2 separate regions of the Homo sapiens genome follow, and region 2 is linked to region 1. Evidence: chromatin loops called from intact Hi-C (ENCODE). Cell type or tissue: mammary epithelial cell. All regions are shown on one strand. Links, peaks and the distances in the headings refer to the core of each region. The heading gives the core; the rest is flanking DNA.

Region 1 (2,915 bases), core at 292-2,791:
TAAGGTGATTGGAAACTGCTTGCTGACCTGCCTGGTTAAGGAACGAACTCGGGTTCCACCAGAAACGTGCTGAGAGATTTCCGTCCACCTTCATGGAATTCACAGAACAAATGACAAGATTTTAATCCAGGTCTTGGTATTCCTAGGGTGCCAGAGGTGAAACTGAGAAAATTTTGCTCTCAATTATTTGGCGAGTTTGTAGGTAGAGAATAATACGAGCTCCTGGAGGGCTGGAATCTGGAGGCATTTCAGCAAGGGTTTAGAAAGGGTGGGTGATGGTGACTAGGGATACAGCACGTTGCTCAGCTCTGGGCTGAGAGGTGGTTAGTTCAGCCTGACGACCCAGCAGAGCACCTCCTGGTCATTCTGCCGGCCCTTTATCTGGTGAGGTAGGGCAAGGAGGGAGTTGGAGTGAGGAAAAATGCCTAAGTCAAGGGAATAGAGGGAGGGCAAGATAAGAGATGGCCCTTGTGCGAGAACTGTCTGCATTGCTCACTCTTTGGAGATTGATGCTTTCTCCATTTTACAGTTTTTAGGGGGATGTTCTTACTGGCAAAGGAGGAAAACAGCTGTAAAGTGAGCAGTTTTTTTTTCCCCCGTGTGTTAAGGGAATTTATTTTCCTTTTCATTCTTTGTTCCTCCTTGGCTCACCCCTGCTCAGGACATAACTTTTGCAGAAATGAGGATTTTGCTGCAGCCTGAATCTCCTGGGTTGGATCTCTTAGAGCAATTAATAACTTGTTATTCATGTGTTCGGGGCACAGCCCTTTGTACTCAGTGGTGCGTCCGTCATGCTGTTTGTGCTATTGGGGACCACTAAGAGTGCTCTAGAAAGTTGGTGTGGGCAGTGCTGAGCTTTGGAGTCATGGAGTGGCTCAGGTGTCAGCCCTGCCACTTACCTGTGTGCCCTTAGACAAGTACCTTTCTATGTCTCTGTTACTCCTCTACGAGATGGAGTTTATCACAGGGTTTACTGCATGAAGCTGTCACAAGGGTTCAACAAGATGTTGCCTGGTGAGCACTTAACCCACACCAGGCACGTAGGGAGAAAGAGCTCAGTAGAGTGTGTGTGGGAGGGGTCTTCTTCCATCCCAGGGAGGGAGGTATTTCACCTGGGAAGGTCCTGGCTGGGAGCTGTCTTCTACCCCTTCTTTATGCAGCGGGCTCTAAGCCAGCATCTGGCACCGCCCTTTCCAAACCAGTGCACACTCTCCCCATAGGGAAGGGGCCTGGCCTGCTGGGGCATGCTTAGTTTCTGTATTTTAAGAGCTCCCTCATCTGATGACCGGTACTAATTACCGAATTTCACAAATGAAATATGTGCAGGGTGAAGGAATATGCCTGTTGATTGCACTCGAATTACTGCAGTAAAATTAAATTTCAAGGACTGCAGGAGCCTAAGATCCTTCTGCTGTCCTCCACTTCCCCCATCTTAATTGGTTTTCCTTGCCATCTGTCTTTCTTGCCTTTACTCCCCCATAACTGCCAGCCCGCACTGTTAACCAGCGGTTTTCAATCTGGCTGTACGTTAGGAACACCTGGGGAAAACTTTGAGCTGTAGATGCCTATCACCCACCCTAGACTGATTCAGTCAGAATGTCTGGCTGTGGGGCCCAAGTGTGTTTTAGAAAAAGCTCCCCATGTGTGAATGACTCTCACGCAGTCAGGTCTGGGGACAGCTGGTTAGGAAGGCGTCGCTGAGAGTCTCCATCTTTTGGGAGTAACTGCTGATGGTCATGGAGCCCTTGAATATCTGTTTGGACTTTTTGAGGGCTCTGAGCTTGAGCTTGGTCTTCTCTTTTGGAATACTTGGGTGTTTGCTTTAATATTCAGAGTTAAATATTGATGGGCATATAATGAAATGCCTACTGGATTACTGGACGATGCTTTTAGCTATGAGTACTTACTCTGGAAGCTCTGAGAATAATAAAAACGATGAACAGCAGATATTAAGTGACAGTTTAGAACAGAAGAAAAATACAAGTTTTCTTACAGGCTCTTGGCTAAATGAATATGGGGGTGGACTGGGGTATTCAGTAGTTGAGCAATCCTGGATTCTATTTTTCCATATTTGCATCTCCCCCCGCCCCCAATGTTTTTGCTTTATTTAACAATTTTTGGGGTAAAAACCATGTAACATAAAGTTTACTGTCTTAACCATTTTTAAGTGTACAGTTTTGTAGTGTTAAGTGTAGTCCTGTTGTGAAACTTTGTCATCTTGCAGATCTGGAACTCTGTATCCATTAAACAGTAACTCCCATTCTCACCAGCCCCTGGCACCCACCATTCTGCTTTCTGCCTCTGTGCACTTGACACCTCTAGGTGCTTCATGTAAGTGGAATCTTGTAATATTTGTCCTTTTCTGATTGGCTTGTTTTCACTAGCATGATGTCTTCAAGATTCATCTCTGTTGTTCTGTGTGACAGGGTTTTTTTTTTAATTCATTTTTATTGAGGTGAAATTCATGTAACATAAAATTAGCCATTGTAAAGTATACAGTTCAGTGACATTTACTACAGTTGTACAGCTACCACTTCTGTCTAGTTTTTTTTTTTTTTTCTTTGAGACAGAGTCTTGCTCTGTCACCCAGGCTGGAGTGCAGTGGCGCTATCTCGGCTCAGTGCAAGCTCCGCTACCCAGGTTCACCCCATTCTCCTGCCTCAGCCTCCCAAGTGGCTGGGACTATAGGGGCCTGCCACCATGCCTGGCTAATTTTTCATAGTTTTAGTACAGACGGGGTTTCATTGTGTTGGCCAGGCTGGTCTTGATCTCCTGACCTCATGATCCACCTGCCTCAGCCTTCCAAAGTGCTGGGATTACAGGTGTGAGCCACCGCGCCCGGCCACTTCTGTCTAGTTTTAAAACATTTTCATCCAAATGGAAACCCTATGCCCATTAAGCAGTTGTTCCCCATT
Region 2 (2,915 bases), core at 206-2,705, 310 kb before region 1:
GAGAAATAAACTTCTGTTGTTTACAAGCCACCCAGTCCACAGTATTTTGTTATAGCAGCCCAAGGGAACTAAGGCAGTCGTGGACTTCAGACTTCTCCCAACAGGCTGGAGCTCCTGGGAGTATTCGCACACATTGCTTAAGCTTTTCCTTCTGGAGAGGGGCCATTCAATGTTTCTATCCAAAAACTGGGGAGTGGTGGGAGCCTCCAGGCTGCGAGTGCAGAGCACTGGGTGGCAGGCAGGGAGTGCAGATGATCCCTCTGCAAAGAACTTAACGCCATTCAGACAAACCTCTTACAGTAGCCTCCAGCAGTGAATGTGCTGTCTGTGCACGGCAGCAGCAGGGGGCTGGGTCAGATAGCGGTGACCCGGATGAAGGATTAACAGAATCTTCTGGGAGCAGTGGTGTATGCCTGGAGTCCAAGCTACTCAGGAGGCTGAGTTCGGAGGATCTCTTGAGTCCAGGAGGCTGTAGTGTGCCATGCTTGCACCTGTGAAAAGCCACTGGACTCCAGGCTGGGTAGCACAGTTAGATCTCAGCTCTAAAATAAATGAAAATAAGGAAATGAATTTTAAAAACTAGAATTCCACCCACTAGACCAGCATCCAAAGGCTTTTGTTTCACTTTTGTTTATTACCAAGATTTGTAAGTTTATAGCACATTAAAGGATGCAGAAGCACCTGTCTGTAAGAGAATTCTACATGCTCCTTCTCCAGGGCCCTGCTTGCCTAGATATGGTACACATGTTCCATGAAGGAAGTGACGGTCCCACTGTAGAGGTTTGTCATCAAGAGAGGAGGTAGGAATGGAAAACAGCCCCTTAAGACTCTGCCTGAACCGTCCATGAGCCCGTGATGCAGGATGTTCAACCTGAAAGGAAACTGGAGATTACATGGCCCGCTCCCTTCATCTTCAGATGAGAAGCCGAGGCCTTGCTAGGCTACATGAATAGTCCACAGATGCTGGATTGTGGGCTCTGGGACTGGGACTGCCAGGCCTTCCTGTCCTCCCCTGCTCATCGATGGTCACCATGTTTGTGTATCTTTGGAGGCTAAACTCTGGAGCCCTGCTCTTCCCCTAACTTGAGGTGAATTCCACCTTGCCAGTTCTCATCAGCGCTGGCTTTATTATCAGCAACACGGCAATAATGTCTCTGGGAAGCAATCCCTGGCAGAAATAGAAAATGCATGTACTAATGACTTGGCCAGCATGACAGTGGTACCTAAATGCTAAGTATGAATTATTAATTTGATGTCTTTGGTGGCAGGCCATGCACTCTGCAAGGTGCCAGAATCATTGCTTCAAGAGGAGCTCTTAAACCGAGCTTGCAGCTGCGTGGAATCCGGCAGGCTCCATCTGGCAGCCCCTGGGGCCTCAGCCTTGCTGCCAGGCGGGATTTCTGTGTGCTGAGTGTTGCCTTGGCTCCCCTTCCTCCAGCAGGCACACTGGCATGTGGTTTGCATGGCCGGACAAGCCACCAGGTGGCTCCTGATGTCCTACCTGGGCGGTCACAGCAACAGGTGGCTGCACACAGAGAAAGTTGAATTACTCCACCGGGACCTTGACTTGGCTGCCCATGAGAATGTTTAGCTGCCTGTTGTCCAGGCTTTTCTTTGTCTTGCCACATGGGTTTTTACTCATTCATGAAAAAAGAAATCCTAGTTTGCCCCCCATATTTAGTGACTCAGTGCTAAAGAAAAAGCCATCAGAAACTTCTGGACCCTTTATTTGTTCTTATGACTAAATCCCTCTATGCACATAAGCCTGTCTTGCTCTGAATTTCTTTTACAAAATGGAGACTTGGCAGCTGATCTAGTTGGTGGGTGTTCTGGGAAGGTACATTTCGGAGTGACTCTTGCTGTGAGGATTCCCTGAGTGTCTTTAGATATTTATTGGGTGCCTGACTCTAGGTCAAGAATCTGCCCTGAGAGGCTTATGCTGTAAGGATGTGTGCTAAGTCAGGAGCCAGTAACTCCACACAGGCAGGGTATGAGCGCTGCTCAGAGACGGGAAGGGGGCAGATCCCACTCCAGATTGCAAGCAATGAGGAGGTGCCCCACAGAGAGATGACTGGGCTGTCCCTTATGGCATGGATCAGAGTTTGACAAACAGGAGTGGCGGGAAGAGGGCATCCAAGAAAGAAGGAACCTGGAGAGTAAATCAGTCGGGGTTCCCTAAAGAAACAGCAACAACAATAGGTAGTGTGCATGCCAGGGTGGGTGGGTGAGATTGGTTTTAAGGAATTGGATCATGAGATAATGGGGGCTGGCAAGTTCCAAATTTCCAGAGCTAGCCAGAGGCTAGAGACCAAAAGAAGAGTTTTTGCTTGAGTCTGAAGGTCATCAGCTGGCAGAATTCCCTCCCCTTGGGAGAGGTCTGTGGTTTTCTTAAGGCCTTCAACTGACTGGGTGAGGCCCACCCACATTATGGAGGATAATCTGCTTTACTCAAAATCCACTGATTTAAATGTTATCTCATCTAAAAGATACCTTCACAGCAAGATCTAGAATAATGTTTGTCCAAACAACTGGGCACCACAGCCTAGCCAAGTCGGCATATGAAATTAGCCATCACAGCTAGGTGCAGTGGCTCATGCCTGTAATCCCAGAGACTCAAGAGGCTAAGGCAGGAGGATTGCTTGAGGCCAGGAGTTCAAGAGCAATCTGGGCAGCATAGGGAGACCCTATGACATTCAACTTGGTCCCTGGCTGAAAGATGAGCTGGGAGCTTGCCTTTGGAAGAAGGCAGCAAGGACCCTTCTACACCAACCATGGAATGAAGGCTGGGAAAACTGACTGGGCCAGCGTGGGCAGGTCCTCCTCCTCAGAGAGGAGCAGGTAATCCAAACCAAGTCAAAGCTGGCATAGAAAATTCAAGTATGATCCAGTGTTCAAGACTAACCTGAGCAACGTGG

The links. Hi-C counts contacts between places; a loop is a spot of excess contacts. Peaks named below come from ENCODE experiments on the same cell type or tissue, not always from the same donor. Only the 100,000 strongest peaks of a DNase experiment are listed, where the experiment ranks them.
Region 2: it touches region 1 in a loop (12-fold over the local background); 1 of 110 quality-filtered maps calls a loop at or near these places.

The regions. Positions count from the first base shown.
Region 1 is chr1:230,085,993-230,088,907 of GRCh38, forward strand. The region is part of intron 1 of GALNT2 (polypeptide N-acetylgalactosaminyltransferase 2); the gene reads left to right. Among named protein-coding and RNA genes, the nearest start is that of GALNT2, 20 kb to the left of the region's middle. In mammary epithelial cell, for the core only: a CTCF peak has its summit at 1,274; a DNase peak (open chromatin) is centred at 1,229; H3K27ac peaks cover 2,054 bases.
Region 2 is chr1:229,780,258-229,783,172 of GRCh38, forward strand. It overlaps LOC105373161 (a long non-coding RNA gene), which reads right to left. Exons shown (of 4, transcript XR_949247.1): 2 at 292-542. Among named protein-coding and RNA genes, the nearest start is that of LINC01682, 100 kb to the right of the region's middle. In mammary epithelial cell, for the core only: a CTCF peak has its summit at 1,485 (motif pointing right); no DNase peak of the experiment used is centred there.